Regions from separate parts of the Homo sapiens genome. Here region 2 is linked to region 1. Evidence: chromatin loops called from intact Hi-C (ENCODE). Cell type or tissue: dorsolateral prefrontal cortex. All regions are shown on one strand. Links, peaks and the distances in the headings refer to the core of each region. The heading gives the core; the rest is flanking DNA. Region 1 has its middle 240 kb from the start of CDH20. Region 2 overlaps CDH20 (cadherin 20).

Evidence for each region. Hi-C counts contacts between places; a loop is a spot of excess contacts. Peaks named below come from ENCODE experiments on the same cell type or tissue, not always from the same donor. Only the 100,000 strongest peaks of a DNase experiment are listed, where the experiment ranks them.
Region 2: it touches region 1 in a loop (6-fold over the local background); 37 of 110 quality-filtered maps call a loop at or near these places.

What each region holds. Positions count from the first base shown.
Region 1 is chr18:61,085,419-61,093,903 of GRCh38, forward strand. No RefSeq gene overlaps it. Among named protein-coding and RNA genes, the nearest start is that of CDH20, 240 kb to the right of the region's middle. In dorsolateral prefrontal cortex, for the core only: a CTCF peak has its summit at 3,458 (motif pointing right); a DNase peak (open chromatin) is centred at 1,443; H3K27ac peaks cover 611 bases.
Region 2 is chr18:61,497,700-61,506,184 of GRCh38, forward strand. It overlaps CDH20 (cadherin 20), which reads left to right. Exons shown (of 12, transcript NM_031891.4): 3 at 1,487-1,781; 4 at 2,684-2,803; 5 at 5,254-5,421. Among named protein-coding and RNA genes, the nearest start is that of CDH20, 170 kb to the left of the region's middle. In dorsolateral prefrontal cortex, for the core only: CTCF peaks have their summits at 4,987 (motif pointing left) and 5,189; a DNase peak (open chromatin) is centred at 4,962; H3K27ac peaks cover 1,354 bases.

The DNA of each region.
Region 1 (8,485 bases), core at 194-8,193:
CTTGTTTTTCTAGTTATTTTACCATTATTTATCTGGCCTTAGACAGTTACCCAGAGTTTATCAAACTGAAGAGTCTGAGAAAACAGTCCTCACAAGAATGCCTTCACTTCTGACACCAATTATAAGTTTGGTGGGGTGGGGAGGGGGTGGTGTTTAGTAATCCACTAGAACTTATAAACATCACTGAAATCTGTTATCCTCATGGTTACAGTTTATTACAAGGAAATAGTTTTAAAACAGCCAAGGGAAGAGACACACAAGGCAGATAGTCCAGGAGGAGTCCTATTACCAGAAATCCCAGTTGTCCTCTCCTCTGGAACCAGAAACAGTGCTACCTCCTCCTGGCCATGATGTGACAATGTACATGGGATATGGCCAACCAGGGAAGCTCACTGGAGCCTTTGCTGACCATAGGCTTTATTGGGCTAATCCCATACTCCCCAAATGACAGACAAGTACTCAGTCCTTCCAGAGGTTGGAACTTAGTCTCCAGTTCCTCCAGAGATGGGAATTGATACACCCTGCCTCAAAGCCCCATCATAAATCACACTGTTAATCTGTCCAGTGAACAAAGCCCTTAGGCAAAAAAAGATACTCCCATCAGACAGGATATTTGAGGAACCCAGGGATCACCTCTCAGTAGCTGAGGACAAAAGCCAGACCTCTCTCTGGGTAAGGTTAATTCTTCACTACACAACAGAATTTTAAGTGTCAAATCCAGGCAATGCCAATTCACTTTAGTGAAATAGCTATTCCATTTATTTTCTTAAATTACTAATGAAAAATAATATTTTAACAACTTCTCTACACAGGTCCCTAGTTATATGATGAATATTTCTTGCTTTACTTCAGTTTCACTGGTGTGTAAATAATTAATGAGGCACAGCTCACAGATTGATGTTCATATTTATTAGTTTTTGTTCTTTTGCTACACATGCCCTGTGTAATCTTTGATAATCACTCAAGTTATTGAAAAAGGGTTTGCAGAGCCTTGATATTATTTGCTTATTAATCTGTGACAAACCATAAAATTGAATATTTTCACCATGACTACCTCATGGAATTTGCTCACTTTGTCTCTGATTTAAGTAGCAATGCACAATGCCAACAGCTTTTAAAAGTGTCTTTTTTGGGGAACAGAACTATATGAATATCATCTTTTTTTTCATTGGAGATATACAAAAGGAACTGAAATGTTCTTTAAAAATACAATCACTGATATGGTTTGGATCTGTGTCCCCACCAAATCTCATGTTGAATTGTAAGACGCAGTGTCGCAGATGAGGCCTGGTGGGAATTGTTTGGGTCAAGGGGGCAGATTCCTCATGGCTTGGTGCTGTCTTTGCTAATGTGAGTGAGTTCTCCCAAGATCTGGTTATTTAAAAGTGTGGCATCTCTACCCGCCTACTTTCTCTCTTGCTCCTGCTTTCGCCATGTGATGTGCCTTCTCCCACTTCACCATCTGTCATGAGTGAATCTCTCTGAGACCTCTCCAGAAGCCAAGCAGGTGCCCACTGTCATGCTTCCTGTACAATCTGCAGAACCATGAGCCAATTAAACCTATTTTCTTTATAAATTACCCAGTCTCAGCTATTTCTTTATAGCAATGCAAGAATGGCCTAATAACATTCTTTAGCTTTGACTTGAGGAATTGTGTCTCATGCCTATTCAGTATAGTCCTGCTGATACGAGATGCCAAATATTTGAAACTGGCCAGCAAAAAATCTTCTTGAGACAACATGCTGAGGGTTCAAACTACATCTCTAAGTGATGATAAACTTGCACTAAAATTAAGAATTTGGCAGTGGCTTCAGCATGTACATCCTCAGTTTGATCGAATCTGGCTGTATTTTTGGCTACTATAAATGTATGCTCCCAAGAGTTTTCATGCTTCTTTTATTTTCTCATAGTAGTAAATATCCAACTTGTGTGCCACCTCTTCATGAAGCATCCTCCTGGACAATGCTTTTTTAGAATTGAGCACATGCAAATGAAGAATTAGGAAGATGTTGGTGAAGAAATAATCCTTTCCTGCCTCTCTCCTAGCTCTCTGTGGCTGTCAATATTCCTTGGCCTGTAGATTCATCTCTCTACTATCTGCCCCTGTAAACACATTCTCCCTATGTGCCTCCCTGTGTAGCTCTGTCTTCACATGGCTGTCTTATAATGACACCTGTCATTTATTCTCACTTCTGGAGGACAGGTGTCTGAAATCAAGGTTTCAGCAGAGCCAGTCTCCCCCAAGAGACTTTGAGAAGGATTCTCCCAAGAATTATTTCTTGCCTTTCCAATTTCTGGAGGCTCCAGGCTCTCCTTGGCTCATAGTGGCATAACTCTCATCTCTGCCTACATCCTCACCTGGTCTCTCTCTTATGTCTTTCCCTCTTATTTTATAAGGAAACTCACTATTATATTTGGGGCCTACCCTATAATCTTATCTTTGGATCCTTAATTTAATTATAACTGCAATCAGATCATATTTACAAGGTCCAGGTGGACACCTTTTGGGGGGCCACCACTGAGTCCACTACAACAACAACAAAAAACTAGTATCCAGAAAACATTATGAAATTACATAAATTAGCAAGATGAAGACAAAAACATCATTAAAAATCAGCCCCCTCACCCCCAGAAAGAAAGCAAAGCAACCTTTAAACATATAGTTTACAGAAGGCATTTCACACAACCCATACAAATATTGAAAGAAGCTCAACCTCATTAGCAGTTTCCCTATAACAACTTTTCACAGTCTATGGTGAGTGACTCCTTGTTAGCCTGATTCTCCTCTAGACTGTAAGTTTCTCACCTGTCATTTTCACACTTGCATCACCTCCACCTGGTACATAGTCTGGACATCATTATGTTGTCCATTGGATAATCAGATTATTTGATCAGATAATCGCCTACCCTCCCAGTAGTTTTGATGATAAAAGGAAAGCGAATAATAGGTAAACTCAGGAAGAAACTTGCAGCTGCTAGTATCTGAGCATCTGACAAGATAAGCATGAGGGTTGGCAGGAAGGGGAGACTTATTGGAGTGGAGAAGATATAGGGTGCAATGATAAAATCCATTATGTACCATTTTTCTGTGGTTACCTTGACTCACAGGCCAATATTCTCCACACATAGTGCAGCCGCCCAAGTGTGGAGCGGAGAAAACGTTTTCTCTCCCAGTGTTCCAAATCTGTCCTTCCTTGTCTGAAACTCTCCCACTTTGTGACAGCAATCCTCCGCTGCCCCTGATGCTTTAGGTCTACACACAACTCGGAGTCAGACAACTTGGGTTCATGTCTTGGTTCTGCAACCGGCTAAAAGCCAACATGTGCAAATCACTATAAAAATGAAGGCTACATGGGATAATCTCTAAGGTTACCCACAATTCTGACATTCTACATAGATGCTTACCTATCCCCTCAAACGTGAAGGCCTGGGAAACATGTGTCTGAAGTTCCAAAAGTCACCAGCAGATGGCCCACATTCTCAGTTTTGGCTTAGATCCAAATAAGATGGAGAGAGAGAGAGAGAGAGAGAGAGAGAGAGAGAGAGAGTGTGTGTGTGTGTGTGTGTGTGTGTGTGTGTGTGTGTGTGTGTATCAGTTTCAGATTCAAGTAATGACATTTGACATTCAGAATTAAATAATGAGGTGAAGGTGCCTCATTCTCAGAAAATGTTTAGTCAGCCCGCACAATAACTCCATACTCCCTACTCTCCAGCTAAGGAAGTCTTGGTGCAGAGGGATTATGAAATTCAGGTTTCCCCAGAAGTTAAAGATCAGCCTGGGCAACATAGGGAGACCTTCGTCTCTACAAATAATATGAAAAATAATATGAAAAATAGCATATGTCTGGGTCCCAGCTACTAGGGAGGCTGAGATGGGAGGATGGTTTGAGCCTGGGAGTTTGAGGCTGCAGTGAGCTATGTTTGCACCACTGCACTCCAGCCTGGAAGACAGAGTAAGATCCTGTCAGAGGAAAGAAAAAGAAAGAATGAGGAGAAATAAGAAGGAAGAAAGAAGGAAGGGAAAGAAAGAAAATAAATGTAGGCTTCAGAGCTACTCAGTGTTTAAGTCAGGATTTGAAACTAATATTCTAACATATTAGAGAGTTTCTTTAGCACCTCCAATATACTATAACCCTCCTCTTAGACAACATTTAAATAAATATCACATATTAAAAACCATAACTTATGTGACTTACTTTTAATAGACATTTAAAATAGAAACAATTGCCCTTTTAAAGCTAATTCTCATTACACTATGTAACATTTTTTCATCCATATGTTATCTTGGTATTACCCTACCTGCTGCCTCACCACCATCTCCACCATACACACTGCTTAAATATAAAGGGAAAGGAACTATACAAGAGTGACTTAACAGATTAGTGCTGATACTCTTCTGTCTCTTCTTTAGAAGTTTCTTGTAGTCTACACCAGAATGTCATTGATATAGTATATTAGTATAGAATAGCACTTAAATTACCCCAAAGTGGATTTTCTAATAGGTGATGAGATAGAATAAACTTGTTTTTTTTAAAAATGCTATTTTTTAGAGTAGTTCATAACGAAATTGAAAGGTTGGTATGGGGATATCTCATCTATCCCCTACCCTCCTACATGTACAGCTTCCCCCATTATCAACATCCCCAACCAAAGTGCTAGATTTGTTACAATTGATGCATCTACACTGACACATCACAATTACCCAAAGTCCATGGTTTACATTAGGGTTTGCTCGTGGTGGTGTACATTCTATGGGTCTGGACAAATGTATAATGACATGTATGCACCAGTCTAGCATCATACAGAGTATTTTCACTGCCCTGAAAATCCTCTGTTCTCAGCCTATTCATCTTTCCTTTCCGCCAACCCCTGACAACCACTGATCTTTTTACCCTCTCCACAGTTTTTCCAGGACGTCATATAGTTGGAATCATACAGTATCTAGCCTTTTCACGTTGACTTCTTTCACTTAGTAATACGCATTATTAAGTTTACTCCATATATTTTTATGGCTTGGTTGCTCATTTCTTTTTAACACTAAATAACATTGATTGTTTGGATGTATCACAGTTTATTTATTCATTCACGTGCTGAAGGACACCTTGGTTGCTTCCAATTTTTGGCAATTATGAATAAAGCTGCTATAAATATTTATGTGCAGGTTTTTGTGTAGACATGTTTTCAACTTCTTGGCATAAACACCAAGGAGTATGATTACTGGATCTTTTGGCAAGAGTATGCTAGTTTTGTAAGAAACTGCCAAACTGTTTTCAAAAGTGACCGTGTCATTTTTCATTTCCACCAGTGACGAATAAGAGTTCTTGATGCTCCACATTCTCGCCAACATTTGATGTTGTCAATGTTTTCAATTTTCCCATTCTAATAGGCCATATCTTATTGTTGATTTAATTTGCATTTCCCTGATGACATACGATGTGAAGCATTTTTTCTTATTTTTTTTTTGCCATATGTTTATCTTCTTTGGTGAGGTATTTTTTTTTAACATCTTTGGACCATTTTTTAAGCAGGTTGTTTGTTTTCTTATTGTTGAGTTTTAAGACTACTTAGTATATTTTGGATACAGTCCCTTATTAGATAGGGTTTTTCAAACATTTTCTCCAAGTCTGTGTATTGTCTTTTCATTCTCTTGACAGTGTCTCTTGCAAAACAGAAAATGTTAATTTTAATTAAATCTTGCTTACCAATTCTTTCATTCATGGGTTGTGTCTTTGATGTCATATCTATAAGCTATTGCCAAAATCAAGGTCGTCTAGATTTTGTCCTATGTTATCTCCTGGGATTTTTATAGTTTTGCATTTTACATTTAGGTCTGCAATCAATTTTGAGCTAACTTTTGTGAGGGATTTAAGTTCTGTGTTTACATTCTTTTTTTTTGCATATGGATATACTGTTTTTTTCAGCACTATTTGTTGAAAAGACTGTCTTTGCTTCACTGCATCGCCTTTATTTCTTTGTCAAAGAACAGTTGACCATATACATGTAACCACTAAGCATGTTAGCTGTAAATTTTATATAGATATCCTTTATCAAGTTGATGAGTTCCCTTTTATTTGAAATATACTGAAAAATTTTATCATAAATGAGTGTTAGATTTTGTCAAATGCTTTTTTGTGTCTATTGACATGATCACGTGATTTAACTTCTTTAAGCTGTTGATGTGAAGGGTTATATTAATTAGTTTTCTAATGTTAAACCAGCTTTGCATGCCTGAGATAAATTTTACTCATAGTATATATTGTTTTTATACATTGTTGAATTCTGTTTGCTAATATTTTGTTGAGGATTTGACATCTATATTCATGAGAGATAGTGGTCTGTAGTGTTATTTTATTGTAACACCTTTGTCTTTGTCTGTTTTGGTATCAGGGTAATGCTGGCCTAATATAATGAGTTAGCAAATATTAACTCTGCTTCTATCTTCTCAAAGAGATTATAGAGCACTGATAGATTTTCTTCCTGAAATGTCTGGTGGAATTCACCATTGAGTATGTAGGGTCCTGTTGCTTTCCATTTTGAAAGGTTATTAATTATTGATTCAATTTCTTTAATAGATGTAGGCCTATTCATATTGCTTATTTCTTCTTCTCTGAGTTTTGTAAGGGGCACACTGCGTCATTCAAGAACTCTTTCCATTTTATCTAGGTTATCAAATTTGTGGGCATAGAGTTGCTCATAATATTCCTTTATTATCCATTTAACATCCATGGGATCTGTAGTAATGACCTCTGTTTCATTTTTCATTTGTATACTAGTAATGTGTGTCTTCTGTCTCCTTTTCCTAGTTAGCCTCACTAGAGTCTTATTGATTTTATTGATATTCAAATAACCAGCTTTGGTTTTATTTATTTTCTCTATTGATTTCCTATTTTCAATTTGATTGATTTCTGATGTACTATTAATTATTTCCTTTCTTCTGCATACTTTGAATTTAATTTGTTCTTCTTTTTCTGGTTTCATAACATGAAAGCTTAAATTATTTATTTTGGGTCTTTCTTCTTTTCTAATATATGTGTTCAATGCTATAAACTTCCCTCTGATCACTGTTTTTGCTACATCCCACAATTTTTGATAAGTTATACTTTCACTTGTATTAGTTAAAAATATTTTTAACTAATGAAATATTTTAAAATTTCTCTTGACACAAACCTTGGTCCTGGTCCTTTACCATTTTGGAGTCACAGATTAGATTCTTAAGAATCTGACAAACCCACAGAATTCAATAATGTTTAAACAAGGCCACAGCAACAACAAGACCACAGCAGCAACAACACAATTAATGTAGTCTCAGGGGGTTCATCGGTCATAGGTTTAAACATCATGCTCTAGAGTTTATTGGCCATTAAACACTTCCTTATAAGTCTGAGATAACATACTTTTACCGGAGTATATTATGGACAAAAATATGGACTGTCTGGGTATTTAGAAACCTTCTTTGCACCATTTTATTGTGGTTATTACATTGCTCTCCCTTCTTTAATTCTTAGATCTTGTAGAGGTCCTTTTAAGTTGAACCTAGTAACTCCTATTTTCCTCAACAAAAATCAAAGGCCACATTTGTTGGAATCACTGCCATCTGTACAAATATGCTCCAACGGAAGTGGAACCCAAAGGGAAAAGAAAAAGAAAGAGACATTTTGTTTGTTTTAATTTTACTGATTGATTGATTGATTGATGGGAGACAGAGTCTCACTCTCTTACCCGGGCTGGAGTGCAGTGCCATGATCACGGCTTACTGCAACCTCTGCCTCCCGGGTTCAAGCAATTCTTGTGCCTCAGCCTCCTGAATAGCTGGCATTACAAGCAAGCACCACCATGTCCAGCTAATTTTTGTATTTTTAGTAGGACTTGGATTTCACCATGTTGGCCAGGCTGGTCTTGAACTCCTGACCTCAAATGATCCACCCACCTCACCCTCCCAAACTGCTGGGATTACAGGTGCGAGACACCGCGCCTGACCGAAAGAGACATTTTAAAACTCCAACATATACTAACTAACTAAATCTACGTCAACATCGTAACATTGGAGCACTGATAAAGTTGAAAAACCACTAGCTTCTAAGTCTTCCTTATTTTGAGACCTGCCCTATTCTTTGCTTATAATAACAGACGGCCTGTTTACTTACAACAACAAGAATAATAAAATAAATTCATAATGTTGATCTGAAGAGCACCCTGTCTGAAAGGTGAATTCCTCCTGGAGCGCCATATTTTTGTTTTTCACATTTTAGACTGCATCAATTCCATATTGAGAAAAATATATTGGAATTCTCTTATTTATCTTGTATTGTAAGTTGAAGATAACAGAAGCCTAAAAATATTTATCAACCAGGTAACTTTTTAAAAGTCCTAATGCTAAGGATGAAGTTTTGGGTTGCTTTATTCAGTGACTATATATAAAATGTATACTCAGGTCTTATTTCACTTAGAGAAAGTTTGTAATATTGAAAAGAATATCTAAGGACAA
Region 2 (8,485 bases), core at 335-8,334, 410 kb after region 1:
AGTGCTGTCCTCACACTTATAAGGAAATTAATGGTTATAAACATAAAATAACTCATCAAGGGCCCTGAATTTATAGCTGGCCTAGACAGTGTTCAGGCCAGATATATTGGCCTCCCTGCCCCAAGCCTAATCCTGGCTGTTTTATCAAATAATCTCATGAACTTCACCCTGGACTATGCAAAGTGCTAACAACCCAGGCAACAATGGAGTGGCTGACTAAATTTAACTAACTGTTTTGTTACCACCTTTAGAAAGAGACCATTACCTATAGGGTTGCTCAAAATTACAGGGTTCTTGCCACCCATACATACTATCTGCAATTAATTAGATATTACAGATGCAGAAATATGTTTATAGGCCTGAGATTTTAAAAATATAGTACTCCTGGACTCCTTTTGAGAGTTATTAAAAGTATTCTGGCTGGGCGTGGTGACTCACACCTATAATCCCAGCACTTTGGGAGGCCGAGGCAGGTAGATCACCTGAGGTCAGGAGTTCAAGACCAGCCTGACCAACGTGGCCAAACCCCCACTCTACTAAAAATATAAAAACTAGCCAGGCATTGTGGTGCATGCCTGTAGTCCCAGCTACTTGGGAGCCTGAGGCAGGAGAATCGCTTCAACCTGGGAGGTGGAGGTTGCAGTGAGCTAAAATCATGCCACTGCACTCCAGCCTGGGTGACAGGGCGAAACTCTGTCTCAAAAAAAAAAAAAAAAAAAAAAAAGGATTCTGAGAGCAAATATAGCTGCATGGTCAGATAAAAGCATGTCCCTAACTCAACCATCCACATATAGATTTAAGTGACTCAGTTATGAACCCAAGAACCAGTCCCATCTAAAGGAGACACACACCGATGTAAAGAATCATAACCAGCAGTTAAATTCCATTTGACACCTGAAACACAAGCCCAGTCCTACCGAATGAAACTACAGAACTAGGATCACAGAATGGGAGGAAGAATCCACGGAGGTCATTCACTTTTCTCACTGCAGTGCCCTTAACCTTTTTATAAACTACTTCCATCAGCTTATCAGCCAACTTGAATTGTCATAAAACTGTTTGATACTCCAAAACTTACGGCAATTTCTTCATTTTAACACGTTTAGGCTTATCCATTTTATTTTTATTTTTCTTAAGTGGAAAGGCAGGAATCCTCCTTATTAAATTTGTTCTTATTCTAACATTGGGGATCTTCACTTTCCAGAGTTCCTGTTTTCCATACTTATCAGGGAGAAGAATTTTGTTTAAATAATGGTAAGTTCAGGATACAGAATGGGACATGGAAAATTTTACTTAATCAACCTACACCCACTCCTTGATACAATCGTGTCCAATGCATACTAGTTCTTTGTCGACAAACTTATTAAACATTTGAAAAATCTCCTTATGTAAAGGGAGGTTATAAGTTTGTAACAAACTGAAAATCAATGTGTTTTCTGACACCTGTTGACATTCATGATGAGAATTAGGTGCTTTCCTCTCCCAGCTTCATTCAGATATGGACAGGGGAGACGGATCCATCAAATACATCCTCTCGGGAGAAGGTGCTGGCATCGTGTTTACCATCGACGACACCACTGGAGACATCCACGCCATTCAGAGGCTCGACCGAGAGGAAAGAGCCCAGTATACTCTAAGGGCTCAAGCCCTAGACAGGCGGACGGGCAGGCCAATGGAGCCCGAGTCAGAGTTCATCATCAAAATTCAAGACATCAATGACAATGAGCCCAAGTTCCTGGACGGACCTTATGTGGCCACTGTGCCAGAAATGTCCCCTGTGGGTAAGGTGGTGACTCGCTGATTTTCACAAATAGCACCTCCTATATATATACACACACACACACATATGCACATGCACACACACATGTAGATACACATATATTCAGAACAGGAGAGCATGAGAGGAGAAGCTCACCAATTATAAAGCAACCAAAAATGACGACCAAGCCCTTTGGCTGGCAGGAAGCTATATAGACATTGGAATCAACCAGAGCAAGTAATAATAATAAGCCTATTAATGTTTTTTAGTTCTGATTCTTTAAAAACAAAATATTAGCTAGACAGATTTGTTTCATAAGGGAGAAATATTTTGTTATTATCAAAAGAGCAATAGGGTTAGGCGCGGTGGCTCACGCCTGTAATCCTAGAACTTTGGGAGGCTGAGGCAGGTGGATCACAAGGTCAGGAGATCCTGGCCAACATGGTGAAACCCCGTCTCTACTAAATACCCTGTCTCTACTAAAACACCAAAAAAATTAGCCTGGTGTGGTGGTGCGCACCTATAGTCCCAGCTACTCAGGAGGCTGAGGCAGGGGAATCACTTGAACCCGGGAGGTGGAGATTTCAGTGAGCTGAGATCACGCCACTGCACTCCAGCCTGGCGACAGAGTGAGACTCCATCTTAAAAAAAAAAAAAAAAAAAAAAAAAAAAAAAAAAAAAAAAAAAAAAAGCAATGAAGAGCCCAAAGGCTGTGTCCTTATCAGTCATTCAGAATTTAAAGCACAAATAACTCTTATCCCTACTAAACAGGTACAAGATAAGAGTTATGGAAGCTTGACCTAGAAAGGGGACTCTCCCAATGAAGCAAACACATTTGCAAATGCTTTAAGATGGACCGCTCAGGATTGCATCCAGCCTTTAGCTATTAGACTTGAACAGGTTTCTACCTCTTCTCTTCCCCAGGTACCTCCGTCATCCAAGTGACAGCCACAGATGCAGATGACCCGACCTACGGCAACAGTGCCAGGGTGGTGTACAGCATTCTTCAGGGCCAGCCATATTTTTCTGTGGACTCTAAAACAGGTATCTGATACAAGGGTCGAGTCAGAGGTGTTTATTCCCTGATAATTTATAACTGCTGCTATGACAGACCCAACTCTCCTTTTTAAGGACTCTCCAGGGAGTGTATTAACCAGAGAAGACTGCTCTTAGCTTTAGGATTAAGAGAGCAAACTAGCACTGCCCTGACAGGTAAGAGCAGCACTATGCATAGACAGTGAGCAGTGTCTGATTGGAGAGGCAAAAAGCCCCTCTGCGCAAACACACACAAAATAACTCCCCAATAGCCTTCAAAAAATCCTATGGTTATATTTATTCCCAGGGACTAAGGTCTTTTATAACCCCATGAAGACCCAACAGGATTGACACATTCACCTGGGTCATTAGAGAACTAGAAGCATTGATTGTGAAACTGGAAAGAGCCTTGGGGGAATCATCCAGTCCATCACCATTTGCTTATCAGATAAAGCAATTGGGAAATTGAGAGCTACTAAAGTTCATCTAGTGTAGAGAGGTCTCTTGACATGTGGTCTGATGTTCTTTCTATTGAACCAACCACTGTGCACTCAGCAGAGAAGTCCAAAATGAATGGTTGCTGGGGCAGACAGGTTTTGATGAGGGAGGAAAGACCAGGTGGGATGTGGCCCCCAAAAGGCAGGTCCTGATTGGGAAGCTCTCACAGGGAGGACATCAGAGAGAACTGAATGGGCGAGGAGCAATGCGGCAGAAAAGACAAACAGGAGTTTGGTGTTTTGTTTGCTTATTTATTTCTGTCTTACCCGAGAGCTTTGACTACAGAATTTACCTTTGGATGTATGAAAGATTTCATTTAATATGTTTGAGCTTGGCAAAGTTATTGTGATATCATTATTATCTTATACTTGTGCCAGGCTTCCCCTCTTATTAATACTTTCATAAACATTGCCATATTTGAGCTTCCCAATAATCTTGTAAACTAGCAAAAGATATAGGAAGTATTATTACTTCCATTTTATATGAGGGTAAACATGGGACCTAGGAGTAATTAACAAGGAACTTGAGTAAAGAAACTTACAGCCACAGAATAAAGTTAATGGTGAACACTCAAAGTCACCTCTTTATTTGAAAAAGAAAAAATACATTTCTATTATTAGCAACCTGATCGAATTTTTTTCCCAGAAGTCCTGAGGGAAACCAGACATTCAGAAAATTGTATCATAAAAGTAGTAAGGGAGTGTAAATTAGGAGGAGGAAAGAAAAAAGATTGCAGTTAGAGACTTCTATAAAACAGTAACTTTAACAATTCTACTAAGGGCAAGGGGGAGAATGAAGAGAGGAAGGGTGCCCACAGGGAGGAAAAATGCAGGGAGGAAGAGGGTAATGTGTCCTTTATATCCTAAGAAGAGTCTTAGATTATTTTGACAGCTCCCGGGGGGCATCTGTAGTGTTAAGGTCAAAAATACATGAACAGAGAGTTATAGCTGTGCCCATGGGGGGCCTTTTAAAAAAGAAAATGCTGCATATATCACTGGAGAATGTTATACTACAATGCAATATATACATTATAGGGGTAAACTGGGGACGGATTATTGTTCCCAGTCCCTTCCATTTTCATGCAAAAGGTCTATCTAGCCAAGAGTCATGTTGTAAAGCTGTAGTAAGTAAGCCTTTAATCTTTGCCTACAGTGTAGAGAAGTCAACTTTTTTAAGTTGCAGGGTTAAAAGGGAGACAAAACATTACTGTACAGGCTTGGCAGGATCACAACACATTTCAACGGATTTGGTGTAGGCCTCTCTTCTTAAATGAAACCGTATCTGCTGCTTGCTCTCTGGGGAAATTCATATCTTATGCATGGTAAAAATAAACAGCTCACAGAGCATCTTTCATGTCCTAGCTCACAAAATTAAAAGCACAGAGGTAAACAGAAGAATGTCACAAAACAGAATGAATATGTAACAACAGGAAAATCCAATTAGAATTCCAACCCTGCTTACAGGTAGTAGGGAAGCAAGAAAAAGCAGGAATGAGTTACCTAAAGAAGAGCCATTCACACTACAAGGGCTCTAGGGGCTGAAGAAACTGAGGGAGAATTATCTAAATTCACAGATTTGTAGACTTATGAGGCTTTGTTTTCTGGACCCAAAGCCCCCAGTTTTCCTTGGTGAGACAGCACTGTCTGAAATCGCCTTGGACCACAATTTCCCAGATCTGTAAGAGAAACATTGCTGCCACCTCCTGTTCACTTTCAGTAATGTTGCCAGAAGAAACCAGCCCTCTGAGCTCTTCCTGCTGGAATAAAAGTTTTCATTCACCACTGGTTTCAGTACAGCCCATTTTTGAAGCTGAGATTTTTTTACCTCAAATTTAAAAGCACAGGTGACTTGCACCTCACTTCTAGGCATTAATGGTGCACCAGGGAGACACCTAGAAACCAATCTTTAAAAACTGGACCTGTGGTTTTATTTTTATAAACAAAGTCATTTCTATCCTCCAGGTGTAATTAGGACAGCGCTCATGAACATGGACAGAGAAGCCAAAGAATACTACGAAGTGATTATCCAAGCCAAGGACATGGGAGGGCAGCTTGGAGGATTAGCTGGGACCACAACAGTCAACATCACCCTCTCAGATGTCAATGATAACCCACCCCGCTTTCCCCAGAGTGAGTACCTAACCCAAGAGAGCACAGACCTCGGGCCCAGAGGGACGCACCCGTTGCAGAGGTGCGGGAGAAAGCCCAGTTTGAGTTTCCTCATTAAATTCAATTATCCATAGATTCCTTTCTTACATTCATCATGCAATTCTCGCATAACTATTTGCCTTCAGTGTTCCAGCTTCCCATAGTACTAAACCAGGATTTCTCAAACATATTTTTCCATTTTCTCCTCCCTGTGGAATCTTTTTAGACTTTCTTTCCTGATTGCCACGCCCACCCACCCCACATAAAATGCAATACTAAGGAATAAGTTTTGTTGGGTAGAACTGACCTTTAGTGGGCCACAAACTAGTAATGCTGAGACTTTTTTCATCACAGCCCTGGAAACCTATTTTTGCCCCCAGGGGGCCATATTGATCCATTGAGAATGCATTCACTGATACCCAAAGCTGTAGATGGACACACCTGCCCATGTGACGATCTTCACCAATCACTCCAGTAGGTACCAAGCACTTGCTTGGTGAGACCCCTGGACATGAAGGGCACAGGAGGCTTGGAATCCTGTCTCTGCCCTTGTGAAGCTTCAAATCCACTTGGGAGGACACATCCTACACACAAGAAAAATTAAACCGTAGTAGCATTTGCTGCCACTTGAACAGTGCAAGATGATGCCTTCACACAAACTGAGATGAATGAAGCCTCCACAGAAGGATGAGATTTCAACAGGGGGCTAAAGAATATAACAGGTTTACATAGGCAGAAAAGAAAACATTCCAGAAGGGGAAGTCATTCATTTACTTATTCATTCAAAAAATATTTATTCCAGGCACTATTCTATGAATGGAACACAAAGCTGTATACAGACAAAACAACGTCTCTACCATCCTGGAGCTCATTTGAGTAAAAACCTGAATGGAAGAAAAAAAAAACTGCTGCCTGGAAATAAGTTTTCACTGTCACTTTACGTTCAAAGACTCCTAAAATTAAAACCTGCTCTTTCAAATGTGCTGTATCTCCAGTGGAAGCCATAGAAACGTTTTTGAGCAAGAGGGAGACATAAAGAAAGGCTAATTTGGTAGCCATGTAGAGGAGGGGTTGGCAAGGGCAGAGACTAGGAGCAGGGGAGTCGGTTAGGAGGCATTTAGAGTGGTCCAGACTTGAACTGCTAAGGACTTAAGGAAATAGCAGGATGAGTGGAATGGGACAAATGAGGAAACATGGACTTCTGCCTCTTGATTTCCTGGCTAAGGGAACCATGGCAGAGGGTGGAGTCAAAGATGACAATGACGTTTTCACTCTGGATGACAGGGAGAAGGATTGTACTACTAATAAAAATAGAGGACGCATAATGGAACGAGTGGCAGTGAAGGAGGGAGACAAATTCAGATTTGAATATGAAGTGACAGCAGGACAATCAGGTTGAATGTCCTTAAGGAAAGTGGAAATATAGAGCTATGAACGTGGAACAGAGCCCAGGAATGAAGACGTAAGTTTGAGAAGCAGATGCCTGAAGGAAGCAGCGGGAGAAATGAGAGCAGGAAGTGCAATTCCAGGTGAAACACTTAGCTAGGGAAACGGGGCTTAAAAAAGAAAAACTAAACTAAAAGGAGGAAGAGTCTAGCCAGACTAGCCAGACTGTCAGATGAATAGTTGCATTTTGAATCAGCCAGACCAAGCTAACCTTCCCTTGTATCTATGTAAACACAGGAGATCTCAAATATTTACATGCAAATGGAATACACAAAGTCCCCATGAGCATTCATGATGGAAAAAGCAGGATACTAGATAAGCATTTCACAAAGGGTGCAAGTAACTAAGTTCCTAAGTTGCTTGGTCCAACAGTGCAGAATTCGTATTCTGCATCACAGAACAGTTTGTGAAATGCCACATGGATGGACTTTGTATTGCTTTGGTGATTCTGTGGGTTCCATCTTCATTACTTCATGAAGGGCTCATATTACTCACACTATAGACTATAAATTCTTGAACACCCTTGAACTACTTGGCTTTTTACATTTGACACTAGACAGGTGTCTCTGATGGAGGCAGAAGGGACAGTAGAACCAGCTAATTACATAGCTCAGGTTATTACATAGCTCAAAGGTAGATGGATTCGGACATATTGCCGGGAGTCATGTTACCCCAAACATGGCAGCTTCACAATAGCAGAACACTATACAAGGATTACTGGGGTTTTAGTCTTGCCTCCGAAACCAATATCTTTTTTTTTTTTTTTTTTTTGAGACAGGGTCTTGCTCTGTCACCCAGGCTGGACTGCAGTGGTGCAATCACAGCTCACTGTAGCCTCAACCCCCAGGCTCAAGCAATCCTCCCACCTCAGCTCCTGAATAGCCAGAACTACAGGTGCACACCACCATGCCCAGCTAATTTTTATATTTTTTATAGAGATGGGATTTTGTCATGTTGCCCAGGCTGGTCTTGAACTCCTGGGCTCAAATCATCTGCCTTCCTCAGGCTCCCAAGGTGCTGATATTACAGGCATGAGCCACCACACCCAGCCTCAAGCCAACATCTTAATACCATTCTAAAGCACACATTTTAAGTTGTCACTTTTTCAAAATATAGTTTTAATGGAGACTCCAGGATAGAGTGGAAGCATGGATTATGTTTCATGGAAGACAAAAGAGAAATATAAAAAAGTTTAAATCTCTGTGTCTCTATGCATTCTACACACGTTATCGCTGCTTCCTCTTTTTTGACCTTTTAAAACTTTGCATTCTCTCTTCATTAAATAGTTCCCCATCTATTTGCTAAAACTAAGTTTAGATGACCTTGATATTCCATAAACCTATCTTGGCTATACTCTTATGCCTAATTAATCTAATGAGTCTTCATTGTAGGAATTCCATTTTGCTTCTTTTTCACAAATATTACTATAACTGATTGTGGAATGTTGACAAAATGATACACCTACTATTTTACATTGAATAAGCTAAGCCACCTTTAATAGAACCAAATATAATGAAACATCAAGATCTCAAGCTATTTATTTATAATATAATGTATCATGTAGAAATTGTATGTAGATGTTTAAACATATAACATAGCT